3 separate regions of the Homo sapiens genome follow, and regions 1 and 3 are each linked to region 2. The links are chromatin contacts, found by Hi-C or POLR2A ChIA-PET in ENCODE. All regions are on one chromosome and are shown on one strand. Each heading gives the region's core, a stretch centred on a gene start or an enhancer-like site at or near the end of the contact. The rest is flanking DNA. Distances are from core to core; before and after follow the strand shown. Region 1 holds the start of GCNT4 (glucosaminyl (N-acetyl) transferase 4). Region 2 overlaps ANKDD1B (ankyrin repeat and death domain containing 1B). Region 3 holds the start of IQGAP2 (IQ motif containing GTPase activating protein 2).

Region 1 (2,782 bases), core at 60-2,559, 620 kb after region 2:
GGGAGGGAACCGAACGTGGATGACGCTCCGGGCAGCGGCGGAGAGCCGAGATCACCGCGCGCGCCTGAGAACTTTGTCCGAAGCGCGGCCCGGGGACTGGGAGCGCAGGGCAGGGAGCTCCCTCTGCGGGAGCGCGGAGGCGCTCCTACTTTCTCCGCACGTCACGGGGGCCGCTCAGCGCTCTCCCACCCCGGGCCGGGCGAGAGCGGCTCCCCAGCAGGGCGACGGAGGAGCGCGGCGAGAGCGAGCCGCCGCGGAGAGCCTGGGAACCCAGAGCGCAACCCTCGGCCCCCGCCGGGGCGGCCTCCGCAGCCGCACGGACCCCGCGTTCGGGGCTGGCCCGCTCCCTCTCGTAAGTCGACTTGGCCACGCGGGGGAGCGAGGGTCGCCCGGGGCTGGAGATGTTAACCCGGTCTCAGCCTCGTCTCCGCCGGGACGCCCCGACCCTCTGCTCCTCACGACTTTCGTTTTCCCGCCGGGGAAAACTTCGGCGCCGCGTCCATCTCCAGGCGGCAGGCGGGGGCGCCCTCTCGGAGCCGCGCGGGGAACCGGGCTGAACCCCGGCCTCTCTCCGCGCCTGCAGGAGCCCCGGGGCCACCAGAGCGCGCGGCGGACGGACACAGCGTCACGGGCCGGGTGGGCGACCCGGCGCGCGCCTAGCAGACGCCGCAACTTCGGGGCTCCCCGCGGCAGCCGCCGCCTGCGGCCAGACGCGGGGAAGTTCCCCGAGGCCAGCGGGGGGAAAGGGCAGCGGGCGGCGGGCGCGGAGCGTGTCCTGGATAACGGGCGCGGGCCGCGGAGCCGGCTTCCTGGGCTCGCGGGCGGAGTGGAGCCGCCAGGCTGGAGTCGCGAGCGCGCCGGCGCCGGGCTTTCCCGGGACTCTCCCCAAGTGCCAAGAAGCGGCTCGTGGGCGCGCCCTTGCCGGGAGCAGGGGCATCCCGCCGTCCTGGCCCTTCAGAGCCCAGCGCCGCCCAGCCTGGCCCGCGCCGCTGCGAGGCGCAGGGGGCCCGGGGGAGCTACTGAGCCCGGCTTCGTGACGCTTGCCTTTCGGAGCCGCTTGCCGCTTCTCCGCAGCCCTGGACCAGAGGGGACAAGCGATGCTGCCCGAGCCCCCGCCCCTGGGCTTCGGGACAGGGACGCGGGGCGCCTGAAAGGACTGCTACCGCGGCTTCTGCGCCAGGGCAACCGGGGCTGGAGGGGGCCTCCGAGTTGTTCTTTGGGGGCGGAAGCTGCGGGCCGCGCCTCCCAGGCCGCGCCCTTCCCAGAGACCAGTTTCTGGGCTTTTTAAGGTCAAGTTTTTTGTGCCGCAGAGCGGGCCGGGATCGTCTGCCTGCGAGGTGGCGGTGCCTACCACAGCGGGTCGGGAGCTTCTGGGATCCGAGCCGAGAAACGGGACGCTCGAGTCCATTTGCAGTCTTCACGTAGGAAACGGTGCTAGGTAAACGGGGCGAGTGGGTGTTTTGTAAATTTAAAGACTCAGCTTTCCCTGACGGGGAAGTTTTCCGAGTCACGTAGTCTGGGAAACAGTGTATTGTCCCCTCGTTGGGCAGGCAGAGAGGCGATATTGGCCTTGGGGCACTTTTTAAATTCATTTTTTTCTTTTTCTTTTTTTTTTTTTTTTTGTCTTTAAAAATGGAAGAACAACAAACCAGAAGATTAACAGAGTTGGGGCTAATATAATGCGTTTAATTGTCTCATGTGAGTAGACAGAAGTCGCCCTTTTTGATCTTGCATTCATAAAACATGTCCCTATTAAAGCATCAATAAGCCTAAAACATTCTAGAAACTAACAGTTCATTCTGACAGCTTTTGTTGATAGTCTCTTAAGGAAGTAAAATCTTTAAAAGTGAAAAAGTGAATCATTATAGAGAGCATATCCTATGTTGCACTTTCTAAGGATCCAATTTTGTGTGAGAAATGACCAGTTAAGATGTGTTGTTGATTTATCTCTTTCTGGTATCAGGAGAGAAACAATAGCCAAGGAACTGTGTGGCCGCTGAATTTTCTATGGGGAGACTGAAAGGAGTTTCCTGCTGCGGGGTGGTGGTGGGATGAGAAGGTTTATACTCTTTTCTTTGGGGGAAAAAGTTTATACTGATTTGCTAAATGTCACATCTCCTGCACAGAGGTAGGTGGGGTGAATGGCATAGTCGGGCAGTCAGAGTTAGCACTTTATGGCACCTGGCCAAGTGCCTTCAAGATAAGCAGGCCATAAATACAGGTGCTTCCCAAACTGACTTTGAATGACCTATGGTTGTTTTCTAGGAAGGGAGAGGGAGAGAGAGCAGGTAGAGGGCCCTGTACCTGACGGTGCTGTTTCTGCCTCATCCTTGACCCACGGGTGCTGGGAGCATGACCTGGTGACCTGGGGCTTATCACAGCACCACATAGGAGAGGTAAAACGGAGTCAGCTTCAGGGGATTTCCTTCTTAGGCTACAAGGCGGGAAGAAAGCAGTGAGACAGTAAAAATGAGCAAAGCAAGGCTGAAAAGTGAGTTCTTCAGGCCACCTGTGTTGAGCACTGGCTGTGAACCAGGCTGTGAACTGTCCCAATGTGAACAGCGCATTGGCTGCTGTGAGGCGCAGATGTGCTGCAGCTCACTGCATCTGTGCTGAGGCAGGAGGCCTTGCTGGGGAGACTGAAGGTGGGCTCAAGGATGAGTGGGAGCTGTGTAAACTAAGCAGCCATGGGGGAGGGGAGAGGTGAGAAAGGGGAGTATTCCCATCCCCGGGAATGGTGTGTGCTGAGACCAGAGGAGAGGAGAGCCTGAGAGGTGGAAGA
Region 2 (2,724 bases), core at 53-2,552:
CAAACTTCTTGGAGTTATTTCTAAACAGAACTAACATCAGAATAGTCTGAATCATCCGAATCATCAATTTCTGAAAAATTGGATTCATGGAATGAATCTTTGGCCAACAATTGTTTGAGAACGATGTTAACATCACATATAGGAATGCTACATTTTCTAGGACTTGACATTTTCAATGATCAAGAATTTCCATATTTTGTAAATGGAAATACCACTAGTAAAACCAGAATGCTATAAGTAGAATGATATCTTTTGTTTCCAAAGTCAATATACTAGAGTGATCCAAAAATAATAATAAAAACAAGATAATTCATGGCAAAGTTTTTTCAGGGTAAATGCTGCAAGCACCACTGGTGAGTATTCTCGGGGCCAATGGGAACAGGGTAAAAGTTGAGGGAAAAACTCCAATATTATGAGATCATGTGATGGAAGGTAAGTATCCACACATTGTTCCTTGTACCTACTACTGCTGGAAACTATTGGATCAGTCGGTGTTCACTCATTTATCTTCTTGCTCCAGGTAAAACTGCTTCAGTGAAAATAATGGCAGATGTTCCTGTATTTTGCTTGAATGCTTGTTATTACATGAGAGCTACAACACCGCCTAATTTATTGATAAGTTTTTAAAGGATCTTTCCTGACAATATGGTCAGTGATTTTGGCAGACTGATTTTTAGCAATAACCTCAGGTGGCAAAGTAATAGCCTGTCTGCTCTTTTTGTTCTACCTAGAGATAACATTTTCAAATACACTAACCTGCAGTTTATCAACAGGGGTAAAATGGCATTTTGAGCAAGACAACTCTTAGTCGTGGAGAACAATCCTATAACTGTATGGGATAGTTTAGCACTTCTGCCCCACCCCACCTGCCCCCACCACACATACACATAAACAAAAACACTCCCACACTTTTTCAAATGCTGAGTAGGGGGATGACACAGAACTGCCAGGCTAATGAGTAACCAGTATTGACTGGGTCATTCCCCAAAGGAGAAGCTGCTGACAGCTTACAAGCCCCTTCCATAGTTCCATACTCCGTGTGAGCCACAGCTAACACCACGCTGGGGCTGTAGCTGGTCAGGATGATATTTCTGTAGACTGCTTCCTGAAATTTTAAGGGAGAAAGAATTTCTGTTGTTGAAACTGTCACTTACCAGCTAGTTTTGGGAAACCTGCGTGTACCAGCTCTTCATACAGTTGCTTGGCCGGGTCACCCTGAGTCATCAGGGTCCCGTGTAGCCAGATAAGCAGAGCCCTGTGGCCATGTTCACGGAAGCTTTCATTTCCTGTGCCAAGCACAAGAGGTCCGAGGTAAAACACCACGAGCTGCTATCTCTTTCCATTGTGATCTCAGTTCCAACTAAACTTTCTGAATGACTGTTTGCTTGCCTGTTCCTCTTCGAAAAAAGCCCTTCCAGTTGCCCTCGCTGTGCTGCTTTATGATGACCAGCATTTGCTTTCCCTCCAGCCTGTGCTATGCACCTGCTATGCTTGGCACACACCCAAAGGAGTGTACAAGAGAGAGGACAGCTGTGGTGCCTGCCCAGGGGGAACAATTTTAATGAAATATGCAACTTCTCATAGACCAGTGCTCTTCAAACTCACAGTGCTTATTTCACCTGGGTATCTTACTAAAATGCAAGTTTGGATTCAGTAGGTCTGGGGTAAGAATCCATGCATCTAACAAACTCCCGGGTGCTGCTGCCACTGCTGCTCCATATTCCCCACTCTGAGCAGCAAGCATGCACCATTCATTCTGCCACTCCAGTCTCAAGGAAGCTACTCTGAGGGAAGTTTGCATCCCTGGGCCAGGATTATTCATTTGATAAATACTCACTGCATATCTCAGCCTAGAGAGGTGTTGGGGGAAGTACCGGGATAGGGAGCCACAAAGCCTCTGTGGTTCCCAACAGGACTTCACTACAGGCTCCTTGCTCTGAGAGAGAGTGTGCAGGAGCAGACATGCTGTGCAAGGGAAGGGCCTGAGCTCTGCAGGGGTGAGGGAGAAGTTCACTGGACAGACTGATATGGAGAAGCGGGCATTTCAGGGAGAGGGAACTGCATACTTACAGAATGTACTCCTGGACAAGTCCTCTGTTCCTTTCCTAATCTTGCTCTTGACAAACTAATTTTTCTTAAATACCATCATGAGTCTGTCACTCCTTTGATCAAAAGCCCACAAACTCCCCAGTGCCAGTAACCTTACCCTGGATCACAATATAATTGAATTGCAAGTGTCATTGTTATTGTGCCAACTAGATTATAAACTCCATCAAACATGCATGGCTTAGAGAGCTGATGTATCTATCCCTCATCCAGCAGAAATAAACACTCCAGGCCCTCCATAAAGGTTCCATCGAAACACTTTAAAATCCCCCTTATCCTGCTGGCAAGTACTCTGAAGATACACTATATTTTCAAGTCATCTCTTTAGGTCAAGTTAGAGTTCCAGGAGGCAACTCAATTTTCCTAAAGACTTCACAGAACACTATAAGCCTAATTAATGACAAAAAAGAAATCTTAACAATAAAAAAATTTTTCTAGTTAGAAACTAGTTAGTATTCAATGTTTTCAATACATTATCTTCTATTTTTCACATGAAAATGTATCCTAAGAATGTGCAATACAAAGTCTCATAATTTACTTGTATGTGGTATAAATAGTGTGTGCTCATGGACTGTGCTTCTGCCATCCCCAGTTCCCAGCAATCCCTAATACAAATAG
Region 3 (3,157 bases), core at 347-2,846, 730 kb before region 2:
TTGGCACTGCAAACACTGAATGAGCACAGCGTTCCCTCTTGAACCCAAGAGGCTCTGCTGTCTGTGTGGTTTACCAAAAGGCAAAAAGCTGGGTCTCAGTCAACTGCTGAATGCATTAGAGTACAGAGGCTGTAGTCCTCAGGCCTCCCCCTCACTGCAAGGGTAACACAGGAAAGATAACCTCCCATCTTTGACACGCCAGCGGGGAGGAGGGGAAAGAACCTACACAAGTTGAGGAGCCCTTTTTCAGTTAAGCAAGTCAGTGGCCTTACGCACCATCCAAAACCACACACACACACAAACAAAACACCCTGCTGAAGGTATCACCACCTTAACCCAAACCTGGTACCTCTGCCACCAAGGCCAGCCTGGGCAAAGATTAACCTGTGGTCTTCGGCCTTGGGTTCACTGACAGGGCCACCTTGGAGAGACAGCAGGCCAACTTTCTGTTTGTTTTAAAGGAAATGCTTCCTGGCACATGTTTAGGACTCTGAACTCTGCACATGAAGCCACGTGGTTGGTGTTAATCTGGCTCCATCCACTCACGATCGGCCAAAGCAACCTATTTCCGAGGGCAGCCCCTGGCTGGGTAATCGACACCATCTCGTTCAAGTCACGCGGGCTCCCGCCGGATTCCCCGGAGCCTAGTGCCGCGTCCTCTCCACACAGCAATCCTCCCGCGCGAGGGGAGCGGGGGGGAAAGGGGTTGGGGGGTTTCAGAGGGGAGGGACTTACACCTGTGAGGCCAATGGCTCTAGCGGGTCAGGTGAAGTTCGAGGGCGCGGGACAGGAGGAGACTCCCGCCCTTCCAGTCAAGCCGGCTTTGCACTAGCAGAGTGCGCCGGCGCCCTACTTGCGGTGCCCACCTGTAGCCACAGCAAACAAACTTTCCTCCCCTTCTGGGTTGGAAGAATCCGGTGCCTTACGCCACCCCCTGGCCCAAGCCGGCGGCGACCCGGAGCTCCGCGGACTCCTCACCTGATACCCCTAAAATCCCAACCTGGTCTGTCCCAGAGCGCAATCCCCGCACTGCCCGCGCACCCCGTTTGGGTATGCGGAGTGGAGGGTCTGGGTTGCCAGCTGGATATTAGGAATTGGGGGGCGGGAGGAGCGGGGGGACGCGATTCACTGCCCTTTGCAACTCCAGCTCCCAACTTTGCCAGCCGCGCAGTTGCTGCCTTCCAATTTCCTCTGCGCCGCGCAACCGGCTCCCTCGGCTTCTCCAACGCCGTCCTCGGGGAGGGAGCTCCCCAAGGCCAGCAGGAACCCCGCGCGCCCGGCGCACTTACAGCCATAGCGGGGTCTCTGCAGCGACGGCAGCTCTTCGTGTGGCATCCTGCGCGTCTCCGGGGGCCCGCCCGGGGCGCGCCCCCCGCGGCTACCCTCGCTGGCCAGGCTCGCGGGCTCTGCGCCCCGCCGGCGCGCTCGGATCCCGCCTCTCGCCGATTTCCCCTAGCCGCCCGAAGATCTGCGACCCACTCCCTCGGTGCTCTCTCGCCAGAGCCAGCCACGGCCGCCGCGCGCTGACACTGAAGTAAAAGTGAACTCTCCTCCCTCGCTCCCTGGCCGGTCGCCGCCGCCTCCCGCAGCAGGTTTCCTTTCTCCTCCAGCCAGGCCCCGTTATTCACCGCGGTGGGAGCGCGCGCCGAGACGCAGCGACCCCTACCGCGTGTCGGGCGCAGCGCCCAGGCCGCGTGGACCCGCCCCTTCTCCCCCGGGGGAGAGGGAAGGGGCCGAGAGGGACGCTGGGCCGGGACCCCCTGCAGCTGGGGCCCCCGCACAGCTGGTGGCCTGGGGGTGGCGGCCACCCCGCCTTATTTCTCGCTTCTGGAGAGTTTCGAGGGTGGAAGTGAACCAACGCGGAGAAGTGCAAGAAAAACCGCAGAAGTCACAGGGAGCCCTTCGTGTCCGGGGTGTTGCTCAGTTACTGAGGGACAAACAGCGCGGTTCCTTTTCCTCTGGGGAGATTTCACGTTGACTTTTGTTCTTCTTCTTCGTCTTTTTGGTTTTGTTTTTTTTTGTTTTTTTTTTTTTTTTGCTTCGAAAGTTGCTTCTGTCACTTTTTGTCTACAAAATAACAGGGTTCCCCTTATGACAAGAAACTGAGTGTGTGTGTGCTGGAGGAACAAGATAACCCAAGGCAACCACTCAAAACACAACTGCGAGTCATCCCCCTCCCTCCGATCACCTTGTGCCCGCCCCCGCCCCAGTGTGCAGAGCCTTCTCTCAAGCCCAGCTGGGGTCGCAAGCCACAGAAACCTTTTCCGGCTAAGCTTTTAAGGAAATTAAACTGCATGTGGCTGTTTTGAAATCGGGGTTTTCATGCGGTCGCCAGGAGCTATTTTTCTCTTTGTGTCTCAGCGTGATAAAATCTGGAGGGAATGCGGGACGCTTCCGTACCTGTGCCCTCACCTATTTGACAATTGTGGAATGTGTGGGTGACCCGATAACAGGAAAAACAAACTGAGGGAGGGCGATAAGAAATTATTTAGAGCCGGGCGCGGCGGCTCACGCCTGTAATCCCAGCACTTTGTGAAGCCGAGGCACAAGGATCCCTTGAGCCCAAGAGTTCCAGACCAGCCTGGGCAACATAGCGAGACCCCGTCTCTCCAAAAAATGAAAAAATAATATTAGCCGTATTAGCCGGGCGTGGTGGTTGCGCCTGCAGTCCCAAGCTACTCAGGAAGCTGAGGTGGGAGGATTGCTTGAGCCCGAGAGGACAAGGCTGCTGTGGGTTGTGATTGCACCAGTGCACTCCAGCCTGGGTGAGAGTGCAAGACCCTCGGAGGCGGTGGGGGGATGGAAATTATTTCGCTGAGGAAATGGTGGCATAGTGACACTAATCATTTTTTATTATGCAAGGATACAGAGGATGAGCAGCTGTTTTCCATTTCATATAGGAGACGCAGTCCTTCTCAAACTTGTTGAAACTCACATTCTTGGGCCCCACCCTCAGAATTTCCGACTCAATGGGTCTGGGCTGGTGCTCATGAATTTGCATTTCTAATTTCTAGCATACTGCCAGGTGATGCTGACACTGCAGAGCGTGCTTAGGGTGGCTCTGTGAGTGGTAGATGCTCACAGGGACGTAAACTGTACACAGGGAACTCTCAATTCAGACGGGATAGCAAAATATTTTTTTTTTTTCCCTGATGGC

The links. Hi-C counts contacts between places; a loop is a spot of excess contacts on that map. ChIA-PET counts read pairs that join two places held with the same protein, here RNA polymerase II (POLR2A). Pooled maps may share reads with other maps.
Region 1: a map of endothelial cell of umbilical vein shows a loop between it and region 2 (6-fold over the local background). The contact joins the promoter of GCNT4 here to the enhancer-like site in region 2. A Hi-C loop is called at or near these places in 5 of 168 maps with a recorded cell type or tissue (CD8-positive, alpha-beta T cell, GM12878, endothelial cell of umbilical vein and 2 more), 5 of 37 single-sample maps with no recorded cell type and 13 of 50 pooled maps. POLR2A ChIA-PET finds 5 or more read pairs at or near these places in 1 of 52 experiments (HEK293).
Region 3: a pooled map shows a loop between it and region 2 (13-fold over the local background). The contact joins the promoter of IQGAP2 here to the enhancer-like site in region 2. A Hi-C loop is called at or near these places in 2 of 37 single-sample maps with no recorded cell type and 7 of 50 pooled maps. POLR2A ChIA-PET finds 5 or more read pairs at or near these places in 1 of 52 experiments (activated T-cell).

Annotation. Positions count from the first base shown.
Region 1 is chr5:75,051,085-75,053,866 of GRCh38, reverse strand. It overlaps GCNT4 (glucosaminyl (N-acetyl) transferase 4), which reads left to right and starts at 1,309. Exons shown (of 4, transcript NM_001366737.1): 1 at 1,309-1,438; 2 at 1,640-1,698. RefSeq lists silencers at 53-422, 543-592, 813-1,062.
Region 2 is chr5:75,667,814-75,670,537 of GRCh38, reverse strand. It overlaps ANKDD1B (ankyrin repeat and death domain containing 1B), which reads right to left. Exons shown (of 14, transcript NM_001276713.2): 13 at 1,155-1,286. Among named protein-coding and RNA genes, the nearest start is that of POC5, 48 kb to the left of the region's middle. Within about 2 kb of position 1,302, at least 16 of the 41 ENCODE cell types and tissues checked have a DNase peak (open chromatin) inside an H3K27ac peak, as active enhancers do; they include CD8-positive, alpha-beta T cell, GM12878, endothelial cell of umbilical vein and 1 more, where a contact is called at or near this core.
Region 3 is chr5:76,401,724-76,404,880 of GRCh38, reverse strand. It overlaps IQGAP2 (IQ motif containing GTPase activating protein 2), which reads right to left and starts at 1,596. Exons shown (of 36, transcript NM_006633.5): 1 at 1,290-1,596. The coding sequence starts at 1,335. RefSeq lists silencers at 1,285-1,394, 1,565-1,914 and an enhancer at 1,131-1,631.